Linked DNA regions of Homo sapiens: regions 1 and 2 are each linked to region 3. A link is an interaction called in ENCODE POLR2A ChIA-PET data of the cell type or tissue named here. Cell type or tissue: A673. All regions are shown on one strand. Each heading gives the region's core, and the rest is flanking DNA. Links, peaks and the distances in the headings are about the cores only.

Region 1 (5,438 bases), core at 267-5,266, 1.1 Mb after region 3:
AAACACCAACAACACAAACTCTGAGATTTCTAAGCCAACAGCAGCCCCAGGGGGCTGCCGTTTAACCCCTTCTCAGTTTGGAGCAATGCCAGCACTGCAACAGTCTGGTATCTCTTTCTCATCTTTAAATCTCACAAGCACAGCAACATTTATACTAATGTGGGCAGAAGCTAGAGGCCAGGGAGGGAAGCATATCAAATGTTACTTATAGACTGCAGAAGATAAGAAGGTCAATTATACACTAAGAAAAGGAAGCCGATTGGAATATTCTATACTTAATATATAGTGAAAATATAATAGTAAGTATAAAATGCTAATTGGGGAACAAAGGTAACTAAATTATGGGAGAAGCGAACTAAGCCACTGCGGCTCCTGAGCCTGCAGCCCCACTTCTTCTCTAGGATAATGTCGCCTGGCTCACCAAATGAAAGCAGCACCTCTTTAAGGAGACTGACAGAAAGTGCCCACTAGAACACCAGGAGGGAAGACAGTTCTGACACACTGCATAAAAATATTGCTTATGTATTCCACTTCATTCTTCAGTTTCATAAATTAAAATAGTTGTAAAGTTATTAAATTCAACTTCAAATACAATTAACATATTTATGAAAGTGCCAGTTTTCCTGAAGTGCTTTTGTTTCAGAAATTCTTCAAGGCATATATTCTAAATACTTTAGAAAATACAAATAAGCGCTATCCTGTGAACCTCCCCAAGGTATTTTAAGGTGACTTTGGACAGACAGTGATGGCCACACCGAGGTCTAGGAACAGTCACCCACTGTTCTCAGCATACCTGTTTATAACTAACTCCCACACCTGAATTTCAGAGGATTCAAACTGAATTTTTAGCAGAGACCATTTTTAATGATTCTGGAAAATTGTGAGTAAATTCCATTTTTATAAATTAAATCGTTTTCTCCTTTATTTATATTATGTTGTATTATTTTAAAGTCTTTCATATTCCAATACCTCTTCAGTTCAGCTCAAGACAGAGTCAGTATTCCCTTATAGGGGCTGAAAGGCAGAAATGCTAAAGGTTTGGGGTTTCCCTTTCACACCCTGAAGAATCCTGTTTCAAAGAAGAATTGAGTGCTTGTCTGTTTCTTGTATTAGTTGTGATTGTATTAAGTTTGGCATTCTCATCTGGCAAGCAATCCCATCGTGAGGCCCGCTTCTATCAGTAACAATTGACTGTCTCTCCCCTGAGCTAGGGGAGAGGCAAGCAAAACTTTATAATATAGAGAATTGTTGATTTTTAAGAAATGTCAATGCTCTTTGTACTTGAGGTAATTCACTATACATCTATGCAAATGGTACTTACAGCAAAAAAGTTATTGAATAAAAGCTGAGTGTTTGAAAGTGAAACAAATATGAACGGACTCATCAGTAGAAAAAAAAAACACTCTTAGCTAAGTGATATTCATCTTAAGATAATAATGCGAAGAAAGCAGATTACTGTAATGGAAAGAGTAATGAGTCTCATGACCAGGGTTTCAGACTCACTCGGCTACCAACGAGACGAGTGACCTTGGACAAGTCGTCACCTCTGGATCCCAATTCCTTTGGTAAAGTGAGGATCCTGGAATATTAAGTCCAAGAGCCATTACAGCTCTAAATATTGCGTTCCCACCTTCTGCATTATGCCACCAAATGAATAACAGAATTGTGTGGGTGGGCAAACGGGTCTCAAAGGACTAACACTGTTTAAAAAGAAAAAAGGAAGGCGTATTTTTACTTATTGGCATAAATCTCATACCTGTAAAAATGCTTTGGTTTGAAGTTATGAAACCTCTTTGCTGTTTTCATAAATACAGCATTTAAAATTCATGCAGAATTCAGTAGGATGTTTTACTGACAAGAAGGAAGGGATCTGAAGAAAGAGATATTCAGAGCTACAAGAGCAAAGACAAAACTGATGGGCCCGATTAAGGTCGGACAGACATACTATATACCTTGGGGGTTTCTAGAAACCTTTCCTATGCAATCTTAAAAGTATTTGAAACACACACTTCACAGTAGGTAACATCCTAACAAGAAAGCATGTTTTTCTGTGAGGCACAGGCTGCACCAGCACAGTATTTTCTGGAGGACGGAGAGAGGATGCTGCCTTTTTAATGGCAATCAGTAATCCAGTAAGTATAATTCACTGAGTGATGGGTCACTTAAGTATCAGGATTTTAAAAATCTAATTAGAATTACAGCACCACAGCAATAAAGGGGAGCCACTGTTTTTCAAAAATTCCAGAATATGACTTCTAAGAAACAATTGAATACGTACATAAGGCTGCTCAGTTATTAAAACAATAAGACTTTTACATTTTGTTACCCGACAAAAATATAAACAGTGTCTAGTGACAGCCCTCAGAGGGGGACGAGGGCACAGGGTCCAGCTGGGATGAGAAATGAGAAGAACTGAGGGGGAGGATGGGAAGGTGGTCGGGAGGGGTCCTGGAGCGGTGGCAGGTGATCAGAGACTCTGCAGTAAACAGTCATGAAACAGCAATTACAGTCTCCTGGAAAAGATAATTTGCTTTCTCTCTCAAGTCCCACTTATGTGTTTGTAGATTAGATTTGGCTGTAAAGAAAGAAAATGGCAGCATGTAATAAACATTAACGCCTTAAAGTAGGGGGAAAAGCCCTCTATTAACAGCTAACTCAAGTAACTCATTTAGCTACTCGGTAAGAAAAAAATACAGCTAAAGTATGTCAGCTACTCTAAAACATGCCAAAGCAAAGGTGCAAAGTTATTGCATCTATTTTGAAAGGAAACACGCACGTATGTTCTAAAACCAGAGTCAAAAATTACAAAACACAATCCTTCATTTGTTTAAGCCGAAATCTATTCTCCAAGAAAATCAAACACTTACTCTGACATCTTCTCCAAGCACCCTGGATAAAGCATTCTGCATTGCTCAGTTAATAATGAACTAATTGAACATTGCCGTCACGGAGCTCTAAAACTAGGTGCGCTTGCATAGAAGGTGAGAGTTCTGTTAAATCAGTCACTCAGTGAGAAAGAAAACAATTCCGTGAAAATTCTACTTTCAAAGAGGTCTACCTTAAAGGAAATGCAAGCCTTCCACAGCACACTCACATTTTTCTGTCAGATGCCGGCTAACTCTGCAGCTCAGCTTCCGTACCTGCCTCTTTCCAACCCTGCTGGCATGTCTGACCTCTGTCTCTCAGCTGAATTCTCCCAGCACATTTCATCATTTCCTGTTGGCTGCCGAGATAAGGTCATTCCCATACACTGCTGCATTCGCTGTACAGTCCCAGGTTCCCAGACTGCACGCTCCTGCCTGCTGTGGCCATCACAGAAGAGCTCTCTTTTCAGAAAGTGGCCAAAGAGAAATTTCAGTATTTCCACGGAAAATCAGGGAGAAGAGGTCTGAGAACAAAATTCATACTACCCCCTCCCCAACACACAAAAAATCAAATTATATACAAACTAACTTACACCATACATGAGTCTTCTAATATCTTCTTGTATTTGGGATCCTCCTGCTTACAAGAGAAAAAAGACAGCATGCTCTCTCTGCATCTGAGGGGCGTCACAGCAGTCAGTGGGACAGGGACTTGCTTGCACAGGATAATCTTACACTGTCCCTACATGTGGAAGTCAACTTCCTTCTGTGACTACACACAACAAGGCAATGCCTGTCAGCAGATGAACAGGAAGCCTCATGCAGGAGACAGGACTGGGGACACAGAGTCCCCTGGAGACAGGCAGGTGACCCCATGGTCTCTCAGCAGCACGACTGTCTCCTAAGAACTAGGACACTCAAATACGCAACTGTGATTACATGGAAATAAAAACACCTCGCTTCTTCAATTTTTACAAAGAATTTAAAGTGAAGAAAAAAACAATAAAGCTTTAGGTGAGGAGAGAAAGATTTTAAAATGCTTGTGCCTACAAGAATACATGCTGTACGATTCCCTTTGGATCCAGCACAAGAAAAGGCGTAACTAATCTACACCCTTCGAAGCCGGGACAGGGAAGAGAAAGAGGAGGCAGGCAGGAAGGGGTGCCAGGAGGGTTTTGGAGCTGTGCTGTGGCTCTTAAACTGGCTATGGGTGTGCTGGGCTTGTGAAAATTCACTGATATGTACACTTGAGATCTGTGCACTTTAGGTATGCATATTATTCAATAACACTTTTTAAAATCTCATACAGTAACAAAAAATACAGACACTACAGGAAAGAGTAGATATGGAAACCAACCTGCAAAAACAGACAGGAAACAAATATTTCAAGGGATCAATTTCTGCTAGGTGCCCTCCTAGAAGATACACATGCACACTCCCCCATTCCCCTTGGCAAGCCAGGATCTAAGTGGTAATGGCCAGGGCAGGGCCAGTTCAGGGCGGTTCCTCCTTTCAACATGGCCCAAGCGGGTGTATGTAGGGATGGGAAAATACGTAATTGGCAAAAGAACATACTGCAAGGGGAAACTGTGCTAAGTGGATATACACTATTTACCAGTGTTCTTGCTACTCATATTCATTCAAAAATGTTCAGTTAAAAACAGCCATCTAGTCTTACCTTATAACACAAAACGAAGTAGGTTAAAAATCTCTTTTGAAAATCTTGTGTTTAGACAAACACTGCGGAAGGCCGCAGGGTCCTCTGCCTAGGAAAACCAGAGACCTTTGTTCACTTGTTTATCTGTTGACCTTCCCTCCACTATTGTCCTATGACCCTGCCAAATCCCCCTCTGTGAGAAACACCCAAGAATGATCAATTAAAAAAAAAAAAAAAAAAAAATCTTGTGTTTAGAAATTCCTTAGGCTGGGCCGGTGGCTCACACTTGTAGTCCCAGCACTTTGGTAGGCTGAGGCAAATGGATTGCTTGAAGCCAGGAGTTTGAGACCAGCCTAGCCAATATGGTGAAACCTCATCTCTACTAAAAAATACAAAAATTGGCCAGGTGTAGTGGCACATGCCTGTAATCCCAGCTACTCAGGAGGCTGAGGCACGAGAATCGCTTGACCCCAGGGAGCAGAGGTTGCAGTGAGCTGAGATCACGTCACTGCACTCTAGCCTGGGTGACAGAGCGAGATCCTGTCTCAAAAAAAAGAGAAAAAGAAATTCCTTAATGGAAAAATACCAATAAAAGCAAAGACCACATAACATGAGACTCTATTACTTGACATATGATAATAATTTACACTACTTGAGAAATTATTTACCACCCCTCCCCACACAGCCCGTCACCAAAAAAGCAGAGAAGTCAACACATATTTCACTATATCCTGTGGTTGGCTTAGTTAAATCCACGGCACCATCACAGAAGATGAACACCAGAGTGCCACGCCCGCCACAGCTGGCAAGCACTCACTCCACTAAGACAGAAGCAGCGCCTGAGTTCTGGGGAAGCAAGTTTGAGACCAGCCTGGCCAACATGGTGAAACCCCGTCTGTACTAAAAAATACAAAAAT
Region 2 (5,438 bases), core at 267-5,266, 160 kb before region 3:
AGGCACCAGGCTGGGACCTGGAGATTTAGAGATAACAAATAACATTGGTTCTTGCCCTCAGAAAAGGGAGAGAGATGCAAAGGGAAATTTCATTATGAGCTGATTAGAGCTCTGCTAGAGGGAAGCACAGGAGCTGTGGGGGCTCAGGGGAGGTTCACAGCTCTGAATGGATCAGGGAAGGCTTTTTGGAGGAGTGGGGTTTTGACCTGATTCTCCAAGGAGGAACAGGAGTATGCCAAGTGGAGAAAATATGGCTTGGTCAGTAGGTGTTCACTGAAAACCTCAAGTGCCAGGGACTGTGCTATGGCTTGTACTGGGTGTTGGGGAGATGAATCAGATGAGGGCCCGGCCTCAAAGATCTCACAGTCTGGTCCCATTAGCTCAATCTTGTCAGGGTCCCTCCACGAGTGGCCTCCAACTCATACATGCTGTCCAGAGCCTGTCACCTCTTCTGGGTGGGCAGTGAAGGAACAAGAGAGCACTGATCCCTGGCCTCTGTCATGTCATCCTGTGGTAGGGATCGAGGCAGTGGTGAGGAGCCTGCAGGGAAGCCTGAAGATGAACAACATAGAGCTGCACAAGCAGGGCCTGCTGCTTTTCGCTGAAATCCTGACCCGGTGAGCAAAGTGGTGGAACATGAGGCTTGTAGGGGCCAGACTGCAGAAGGAAAAGTGGGCTTTCACTCCTGGTGGGGTCAGTGAGAAGAGTTCACCTACTCGTTTCTCATCTTCCATTTCTCAGGCAGCCAGAGGAGATCAAGCTGTTCACAAGCTCAGCCATGTGCAGAGATGCTGGCCGTGCCCTCCAAGAAGCAGTTAGCAGCCCTGTGCTGGAGGTGGCTGCTGAGGCCTTGAAGGCCACTTCTGCTTTTCTGAGGTGAGAGACCCAGGCAGGCTGAACTTTCCATCCCTGCATATACCTAAGGGCCTGTTGAGGCCAGGGTAGCGGATATTTAAGTATCCCTAGATTACTTATAATACCTAATATAGTTGGCCCTTCATAATTGTGGATTCCACATCCATGGATTCAACCAACCATGGATTGAAAAATTTTTTTTTTTTTTTTTTTTGGAGATGGAGTTTTGTTCTTGTTGCCTAGGCTGGAGTGCAATGGTGTGATCTCAGCTCACTACAATCTCTGCCTCCTGGGTTCAAGTGATTCTCCTGCCTCAGCCTCCCAAGTAGCTGGGATTACAGGTGTGTACCACCATGCCCAGCTAATTTTTGTATTATTATTAGAGGCGAGGTTTCACCATGTTGGCCAGGCTGGTCTCGAACGCCTGACCTCAGGTGATTCACCTGTCTCAACCTCCCAAAGTGCTGGGATTACAGGCGTGAGCCACCGCATCCAGCTGAAAATTTTAAAGAATGGATGGTTGTGTCTGTATTGAACACGTACAGACTTTTTTTCTTGTTATTATTCCCTAAACAATACAGTATACGTTGGACATGGTGGCTCACACCTGTAATCCCAGCACTTTGGGAGGCCAAGGTGGGTTGGATCACCTGAGCCCAGGAGTTCAAGACCAGCCTGGGCAACACAACAGAACCTGTCTCTACTAAAAATCCAAAAATTAGCCAGGCATGTTGGTGCACACCTATAGTTCCGGCTGCTTGAAGGCTGAGGTGGGAGGATTGCTTGAACCTGGGAAGCAGAGGTTGCGGTGAGCTGAGATCACACCACTGCACTCCAGCCTGGGTGACAGAGTGAGACCTTGTCTCAAAAGAAAAAAGAAAAAAAGAAACCAGGCCAGGCACAGTGGCTTATCCCTGTAAACCCAGCACTTTGGGAGACCAAGGCAGGTGGATCACTTGAGTCAGGAGTTCGAGACCAGCCTGGCCAATGTAGTAAAATCCCATCTCTACAAAAACTTAACTGGGCATGATGGCGCATGCCTGTAGTCCCAGCTACTCAGGAGGCTGAGGCACGAGAATTGCTGCAGAGGTTGTAGTAAGCCAAGATTGCGCCACTGCACTCCAGCCTGGGTGACAGAGCAAGGCTCTGTCTCAAAAACAAAACAAAACAAAACACCCAAACAGTATAATAACTATTTATATAGCATTTGCATTGTATTAGGTATTATATGTAATCTAGAGATGATTTAAAGTATACTGGAGGACCACGTGCGGTGGCTCATGCCTATAATCCCAGCACTTTGGGAGGCCAAGGTCGGCGGACCACCTGAAGTCGGGAGTTTGAGACCAGCCTGGCCAACATGTAGAAACCCTGTCTTTACTAAAAATATAAAAAATTAGCCGGATGTGGTGTCACACACCTGTAATCCCAGCTACTCAGGAGGCTGAGATAGGACAATTGCTTGAACCTGGGAGGCGGAGGTTGCAGTGAGTGGAGATCACACCATTATACTCCAGCCTGGGTAACAGAGTGAAATTCTGTCTCAAAAAATAAAATAAAATAAAATAAAATAAATAAAGTATGCTGGAGGATGTGCATAGGTTATATGCAAATACTATACCATTTTATGTAAGGAGCTTGAGCATCCTGGTTTTGGTATCTTCAGGGGTCCTGGAACCAATTCCCCACAGATACTGAGGGACGACTATGCAATGTCAATGCAATGTAGACGGGGCGCGGTGGCTCACGCCTATAATCCCAGCACTTTGGGAGGCTGAGGCGGGCCAATTACCTGAAGTCAGGAGTTCAAGACCAGCCTGGCCAAGATGGTGAAACCCTGTCTCTACTAAAAATACAAAAATTAGTTGGGCATGATGGCGCTTGCCTGTAATCCCAGTTACTCAGGAGGCTGAGGAAGGAGAATTATCTGAGCCTGGGAGGCGGAGGTTGCAGTGATCTGAGATCTTGCCACTGTACTCCAGACTGAGGCCACAGAGTGAGACTCCATCTCAAAAACAAACAAACAAACAATGGAATGTAAATAGTTGTCATGCTGTATTTAAAATTTTTTTTGAGATGAAGTTTCGCTCTGTCGCCCAGGCTGGAGTGCAATGGTGTGATCTTGGCTCATTGCAACTGCTGCCTCCCAGGCTCAAGCAATTCTCCTGCCTCAGCCTCCCGAGTAGCTGGGACTACAGGTGCGTGCCACCATGCCCAGCTAATTTTGTATTTTTAGTAGAGATGGGGTTTCGCCACGTTGGCCAGGGTGGTCTCGAACTCCTGACCTCAGGTGATCCACCTGTGTCGGCTTCCCAAAGTGTTAGGATTACAGGTATGAGCCACTTGCACCTGGCCTACATTTTATATATTTTTTTATTGTATTTTTTTCTTTTTTTTGAGATGGAGTCTCCCTCTTTCACCCAGGCTGGGGTGCAGTGGCGTGATCTTGGCTCACTGCAACCTCCGCCTCCCAGGTTCACGCCATTCTCCTGCCTCAGCCTTTCTAGTAGCTGGGACTACAGGCGCGCGCCACCACACCTGGCTAATTTTTTTGTATTTTTAGTAGAGACGGGGTTTCACTGTGTTAGCCAGGATGGTCTCGATCTCCTGACCTCGTGATCCGCCCGCTTCGGCCTCCCAAAGTGTTTTTTTTTTTTTTTTTTTTTGAGATGGAGTTTTGCTCTTGTTGCCCAGGCTGGAGTGCAAAGGCATGATCTCGGCTCACCACAACCTCTGCCTCCCGGGTTCAAGTGATTCTCCTCCTGCCACAGCCTCCCGAGTAGCTGGGATTACAGGCATGCACCACTACACCCGGCTAATTTTGTATTTTTAGTAGAGACGGGGTTTCTCCATGTTGGGCGGGCTGGTCTCGAACTGCCGACCTCAGGTGATCCCCCACCTTGGCCTTCCAAAGTGCTGGGATTACAGGCGTGAGCCACCGTGCCCAGCCATATTGTTATTTTTTTTATAGATTTTAAAAAATATTTTTGGTCCACAGTTGATTGAATCCATAGATGTAGAATCCACAATACAGAGGGCCAAATTATACTTCCAAAGTGTTATGTTATCATGTCTTTTGTATTTTCTCTGTTGTTTTGAATTTATATCTTGAAAGAAAATTCTCTTTCATTTTGGTAAGGAGTAGCAGAGGTAACTGTATCTGTTGACTCCATCACCTTTAATCAGAAGCTGGCAGCTCTTTAACACCTATGAACTCCAGCCTCTAGCCCTGGTTCTCTTACTGTAGTTCCTCTTTGAATGCTCTCAGCCACTCACAGAGCTTCAGCTACTAGCTATATGTTGATAATGCTCAAATCTATAGTTCTTGCCTAAAATGCCTGTGTTAGTTTCCTATTGCTACAGGACCAGATTACCACAAACTTGAAAACAACAGGTATTTACCTTCTCATGGTTCTAGGGGGCCAGAAGTCCAAAATCAGTATCACTGAAATGAAATCAAGGTGTCAGCAGGGCCACACTCCCTTTGGAGCTTCTAATACGGAACACTTCCCTGCCTCTTCCAGCTTCTGGTGGCTCCGGGCATTCCATGACTTAAGGTCATATCACTGTAATCACTGCCTCTGTGACTACATTGTCTTCTCTTCTCTATGTGTATAATCTCCCTCTGCCTTTTCTCTTTCTTTTCTTAAATTTTTTTCTTTTTTCTTTTTCTTTTTTTTTTTTTGAAACGGAGTCTTGCTTTGTCTCCCACGCTGGAGTGCAGTGGCGTGATCTCAGCTCACTGCAAGTTGTGCCTCCCGGGTTCACGCCATTCTCCCGCCTCAGCCTCCCGAGTGGCTGGGACTACAGGTGCCTGCCACCATCCCTGGCTAATTTTGTTTTTGTATTTTTAGTAGAGACAGGGTTTCACCGTGTTAGCCAGGATGGTCTCGATCTCCTGACCTTGTGATCTGCGTGCCTCTGCCTCTCAAAGGGCTGGGATTACAGGCGTGAGCTACCGCGCCTGGCCAAAAAATTTTTTTTTATTTTTTGTAGAGATAGGGATCTTGCTATATTCCCCAGGCTGGTCTTGAGCTTCAGGCTTCAAGTGATCCTCCCACTTTGACCTCTCAAAGTACTGGGATTACAGGCATGAGTCATTATGCCTGGCTGCCTCTCTCTCATAAGGCTACTTATGATGGGATGTAGGGGACCACCTGAATAATCCAGGATAATGGCTTTATCTCAGGATTCTCTGTGAAAACTTTACTGTAGAAAATAACATAGGTTCCTGGGATTAGGACCTGACATCTTTGGGTACCACCATTCAGCCCACTATAGTGTTTTCCTGAACTCCAGACCACATTTCCAACTGCCTGGTGCTTTATTCCAGAACCTTCAATCTCAATTTGTCCATGCTACTAGCATATAGAGAAAAACACCCAATTTGGGATCTAAAGAATTAGATTTGGGTCCCTGGCTCCACAAACAGTACTCAGTCACTTCTTGTTCATTCCTCTGATCTGCTTTCTGTTTCTTGAACACATCAAACTTATTCCTGCCACTAATTATTCCAACTCTGCCCAAAATAATATTCCCTTAAATCATTGTGTGACTGCGTTTTTCTTATCATTCAAGTCTCA
Region 3 (5,438 bases), core at 177-5,176:
AGCATCACTGTTTTCCTCGAAAGTTTAAAATAGCCAGTGGCTCCCTTGATCACTTGCTGTGGCACCTCAGACTGCCTTGGCACACGATTTGAGAGCCATGGGGTTAGACCGATGTTAGGGGACACAACCTGGGGTTGGGACTGGCCCAGGGATACTGAGTGGCTCTCAGGATCTAAACAGTTGTGGGGTTCTTGCCACAGCCTCTTTCACATCAGGCAATTAGCAGATGAGTTACAGGGGGAGGCTCCTAGGCCCCAGTTGGGGAAGATTCTGGTGTCTATAAAATTTAGGAAAACTTAAAAAAAAATTTTTTTTTTTTTGGCTTGGGATTACAAGCCAAGCCACCAGCGTGGCCAAGATGGTGAAACCCTGTCTCTACTAAAAATATAAAAATTAGCTGGGTGCGGTGGCGGGTGCCTATAATCCCAGCTACTTGGGAGGCTGAGGCAGGAGAATTGCTAGAACCCAGGAGGCGGAGGTTGCAGTGAGCCAAGATCACACCACTGCACTCCAGCCTGGGTGACAGAGCAAGACTCTGTCTTTAAAAAAAAAAAGAAAAGAAAAGAATTAAGCTTAAAATACATTTTTACTTAGTGATTTCCACATTTGCCTTTCTGGTTCCTCTTGCCGTATGACCTGGACTAGGCTTTGCTTCTACTTGTAACATTTGGGCCCTCGTGAGGGACCAGTTGGTCCTCAGTTTCTCCTGGAGCAGCCACCAGGCTCCCTTGCTGATTGGACATGTGGAATTGGCTGTTCTTGGAAAGAGAGTTGGAGTCAACCGTTCAAATGTTCTGGGACCTCCGAAGCCCAGGAATCACGCCACCACCCCCCAATCTCCCTCCCTGCTCAGCTCCTCAACTGCTATTCTCCCACCATTGCAGTTATCAGCTCAGATTCAGTGAGTGCTTTGTGGAAGGTTGGCAGAGGGTCGCGAGGGTCCTCTACATTTGTTCTCCAGTATCCAGTATCAACACTGGTTACCAAAGAGGAAGGACGGACTATTGGTGCCCCTGGTCCCAGTGATTAGAAATGTAAGTGAAACACCCCACCTCATCTCATAAGCTGCTTTGAGATTATGAGTATGTGTCTATAGAACAGGTTGTTTTCTCTCAGACTCAGGCAGTGTCTCCAGGTTCCCCCTGGAGAGAGATAGTCTTCTCTGTCTGTGTCCTCGAGTGGCACTCTGACAGTGCTATTTCTGACCCTGGCATTCAAGTCTTCTGAAGCCGTTACATTCGCTGATGGCTACTTAGAGCCCAGTAAAGGTCAGAACCATCAGACTGAACCAGACCATGAAACAGCGCTGCTCCTGTGGGGGCGAGGGCTGGGGTGTGGAAGCGATGTCTGCGGGCCTCGGCCTGGCAGCCCCGCCCCTGGGCTCCCTGGGCTTTCTATCTTATGCTTCTCCCTCCCTCCTGTCTTCTGTCCTCAGTTCCTCACTCACCCTGGCCTGTTTCGGGGAGTGGTTATGGGTTGGAAGTCATGGGTGTTAGTGTGAAAATACCCTCACTCAAAAAGTGACAGAACTGAAAACGTGGTAGATGGTATTGTCCCTGCAGTTCTTGTCAGTGGGGTCCTGGAATGATGTTATCCCGGCAAGTGGAGGAGGGGCCCAGTGACCGGGGCCCTGGCTCTTTGAATTGTCCCACAAAGAGGCTTTCCAGGTTCCCCCTCTGTTCTTTCTCGCAGGCTGGTGTTCACATCAGGGGCTCATGCAGGGGTGCCATGGGGTTTCTGTAGGGGGCCGCCCTTGCAGGGCCAGCTTTGTGGGGGGAGTCTCTCAACCACCTGCACACAGATACTTGCCTGTACAGGGCCTGGGCTGTCCTCCCAGCTGCCCCTTCACTCCAGTGCCATCTGATGTGACCCTGACGGCTGGCCATGTGCCGAGCACTGTTCTAAACTTTACACGCAAAGTAAAAGTAAAAGAAAAATTAGTCAAAGCAGAATAATTTTGCCTAAAATAGTCTAAAAGATATGTAATTAAAATGACATGATGGGCCAGGCACGGTGGCTCACGCCTGTAATCCCAGCACTTTGGGAGGCCGAGACGGGCGGATCACGAGGTCAAGAGATCGAGACCATCCTGGCTAACACGGTGAAACCCCGTCTCTACTAAAAATACAAAAATTAGCCGGGCATGGTGGCGCGCGCCTGTAGTCCCAGCTACACGGGAGGCTGAGGCAGGAGAATGGCGTGAACCCGGGAGGCAGAGCTTGCAGTGAGTCGAGATCGCGCCACTGCACTCCAGCCTGGGCGACAGAGCGAAACTCCGTCTCAAAAAAAAAAAAAAAAAAAAATGACATGATAAAAAGTCCCAGGATAGAAGGGGCTGCCTGGCTTGGCACTCTCGGGGCCGAGGGGAAAGTACAGCAGCCAGGGGGCCCCTGAGACCCCTCCTTGGGAAACCGCCTTCCTAGTTTACCCTGCAGGTTGAATGCCAGTAGGATCAGGCAGCCCCAGCAGGACAGGATGCAGCAGGGGCCCCACGCGTGCCTTGTGGCTGCTCCCTGCCCTCCTGCTGGGATGTGGACCTAGTCAGCAAGTCCAGCACACTCTACTGGTGGGCTTGCCCTAGTTTCCATGGTGGGCTTTACTTTCAGGTACCTGTGGGAGTCCTATCCCTGTGCTGATCTTTCCCAGTCTCCCCCAAAGCCCACCTCCACCATGGTGCTTTCTGCACCCCACAGTGGCTGCAGCCAGCATTCTGCCACCTTGGTGTTACCCCTGGTCCTTGTCCTTCCACAGAGCTACTTCCTCAGCCGAGCCCAGAGCCTGTGTGGCCCCGAGCACAGTGCTGTTCCTGACTCCCTGCGCTGGCTCTGCCACCCCCTGGGCCAGAAGTTTTTCATGGAGCGGAGCTGGTCTGTGAAGTCAGCTGCCAAGGAGAGTCTATACTGTGCCCAGAGGAACCCAGGTGAGAATACCTTGGAGCCATTCAGAATTGGAGAAAGCCATGCAAACCGCCGGTACTACAGAGTCACTGCACCAGACACGCGGAGACACGGGTTGTCTCTTAATCTTGTTGAGTCCGTTTGTTTGTTTGTTTGTTTGTTTGTTTGAACCAAAGCTCAGGGAGGTTGAGTAACTTGCTTAAGGTCACAAGCCTGATCAGAAATTGTCAGTGGCTAAGCTGGGTGTGCAGCTCTGCTCTCTCTAACATTCAGAGCCCATGGTCCTTACATCACACAGCAATAAATTGTGATTAAGCTCCAAGGGTACTCTTAGCCCTTGTTTTGGGCACTTTGGAGACACAAAGGATGTGTGAGGCTTGCTTTCCCTGGCCTCCAGGTCTCTCCCATTGGGAGAGCAGACAGACATAAATGGAGAGTTTGGGAACAATAGGTGGCAGGCAGTCATCAACTGCTCAGAGTGGTGACAGGGACGAGGCTTCAGGCATTGGAAGGAGGTGCTGGCTTTCTGTCCCTGGCATTTGATAGTGATTGGAGTTGACTCGCCCGGCCTTGGAGCAGTAGAGGCTGGTCAGGATTGACTTAGACCTTGAGTGCTCAGTGGCTGTCTGCTTTCTGCTGTACTTTTCCTCCCCTCTCAGAATTGGAGTCTGTGGGGAGAGTAAGGTTCTACAGGTATAGGGGTGTGTGTCACACATTGGGGGAGTTCACTGTCCTTTTCTTTTTTAAATAATAACTGTATTGCTCAACGTGAGAATTGTGTGCAACACCAAAATATAAAGGATGAAAGCAAAAGCAATCCTAAATCTTTCTACCCCACCCCTGCTGGCTAAACATGGACTTCTCAGTGGCTTTGTCATCTCTGGCAGTCTCTGGCTCCAGGCCTTGTTACTTGGAATGTGTTCATAAGTGTCCCTCCTCCTGGTCATTAGATCGAGGCCCACATATCTGCCACATGTGAGGAGAGAGAAGGGGCTGGTGATTTGAGGCCTGCCAGTAAAGAAACTTGCTGGTGACAGTCAGCTATCCAAGCATTGCAAGGCCCCGTGTCTAGCCAGTTCAGACAGGTCACTGCTGATGGCACGTTCCATGACAAGGCTCTGGAAAAACCGGAGCATGTTCTTCGTTGTCATGAGCGTGGCAGCAGCTACCACCTTTTTTTCCTTGCCTGGTGGTTCTCCTTAGCCACATGGAGAAGAGAAATCCTCTGAGACATTCCATTTTCTGTTTTCTGATCCAACTCCACCTGACAGCTCCCAACCTTAGAGTACTGAGCACTGTGCCAGGAGACACAGCACCCTCCCCCACACCCCCTCCCCACCGGAGCTCATCCAGAACTAGTCTTGAGCTCTTCAGGCTGGGAGTGAACACTCTCCCCCATCCTCCAACTGTTTAGCACAGTAGTTCTGGGCTTTGGTGGAGAAGGGGCATCTGATCCCCATTCACAAGGCATGGCTGTGTTTGGAGTTTCTCTCCGTAAAGACAAAGTGGGCTCATAAATGAGCTCCATTTAACCCCCCTTGCCTGTCTCTTTTCCAGCTGACCCCATTGCGCAGGTCCACCAGGCCTTCTGCAAGAACCTGCTGGAGCGAGCTATAGAGTCCTTGGTGAAACCTCAGGCCAAGAAGAAGGCTGGAGACCAGGAAGAAGAGAGCTGGTAAAGTCCCCAGACCAGTCCCCCTGCCTTAGGACCTGTCCACGCAGGCAACTCCAGGACAGCCTGAAGGCCTGCACTCCTGGAGGGAAACAAGCCTGGCATCGGGTTGGCAGGGCAATCAAATGGTTCCTTTGTATTTAATTTCTCAAAAATGAGAGCCCTATGTTAACTCTGACCTGGCCTTTCCTCCTAGACCAAGTGCGTTTTTTTTTTTTTTTTGGAGACGGAGTCTCGCTCTGTCACTCAGGTTGGAGTGCAGTGGCGCAATCTTGGCACACTGCAAGCTCTGCCTCCTGGGTTCACGCCATTCTTCTGTGTCAGCCTCCTGAGTAGCTGGGACTACAGGCGCCTGCCACCATGCCCGGCTAATTTTTTGTATTTTTAGTAGAGACGAGGTTTCACCATGTTAGCCAGGATGGTCTCGACCTCGTGATCCGCCTGCCTCAGCCTCCCAAAGTGCTGGGATTACAGGCGTGAGCCACCATGCCCAGGCCTTTTTTTTTTTTTTTTTTTTTGAGATGGAGTTTCGCTCTTGTTGCCCAGGCTGGAGTGCAATGGACCAGTCTCAGCTCACTGCAACCTCTGCCTCCCGGGTTCAAGTGATTCTTCTGCCTTAGCCTCCCAAGTAGCTGGGATTACAGGCGCCCACCACCATGCCTGGCTAATTTTTGTACTTTTAGTAGAGATGAGGTTTCACCATGTCATTCAGGCTGGTCTTGAACTCCTGATCTCGGGCAATCCGCCTGCCTCGGCCTCCCAAAGTGCTGGGATTACAGGCATGAGCCACCACGCCTGGCAGGTGCACCCATTTTTATGTATCCCTTTACCAAGCGGAGTCAGTACTTGGACCAAGTCAGGGATTTCAT

Evidence for each region. ChIA-PET counts read pairs that join two places held together with the same protein. Peaks named below come from ENCODE experiments on the same cell type or tissue, not always from the same donor. Only the 100,000 strongest peaks of a DNase experiment are listed, where the experiment ranks them.
Region 1: POLR2A ChIA-PET joins it to region 3 with 7 read pairs; 1 of 35 experiments calls an interaction of 5 or more read pairs at or near these places.
Region 2: POLR2A ChIA-PET joins it to region 3 with 6 read pairs; 5 of 35 experiments call an interaction of 5 or more read pairs at or near these places.

What each region holds. Positions count from the first base shown.
Region 1 is chr22:42,956,705-42,962,142 of GRCh38, forward strand. The region is part of intron 1 of PACSIN2 (protein kinase C and casein kinase substrate in neurons 2); the gene reads right to left. Among named protein-coding and RNA genes, the nearest start is that of PACSIN2, 56 kb to the right of the region's middle. RefSeq lists an enhancer at 2,999-3,293. In A673, for the core only: no CTCF peak of the experiment used is centred there; a DNase peak (open chromatin) is centred at 3,217; H3K27ac peaks cover 2,153 bases.
Region 2 is chr22:41,731,728-41,737,165 of GRCh38, forward strand. MEI1 (meiotic double-stranded break formation protein 1) reads left to right here. Exons shown (of 31, transcript NM_152513.4): 10 at 518-617; 11 at 742-876. Among named protein-coding and RNA genes, the nearest start is that of MEI1, 35 kb to the left of the region's middle. In A673, for the core only: no CTCF peak of the experiment used is centred there; no DNase peak of the experiment used is centred there.
Region 3 is chr22:41,890,366-41,895,803 of GRCh38, forward strand. SREBF2 (sterol regulatory element binding transcription factor 2) reads left to right here. Exons shown (of 19, transcript NM_004599.4): 12 at 2,752-2,920; 13 at 4,455-4,572. Among named protein-coding and RNA genes, the nearest start is that of MIR33A, 7.9 kb to the right of the region's middle. In A673, for the core only: no CTCF peak of the experiment used is centred there; no DNase peak of the experiment used is centred there; H3K27ac peaks cover 952 bases.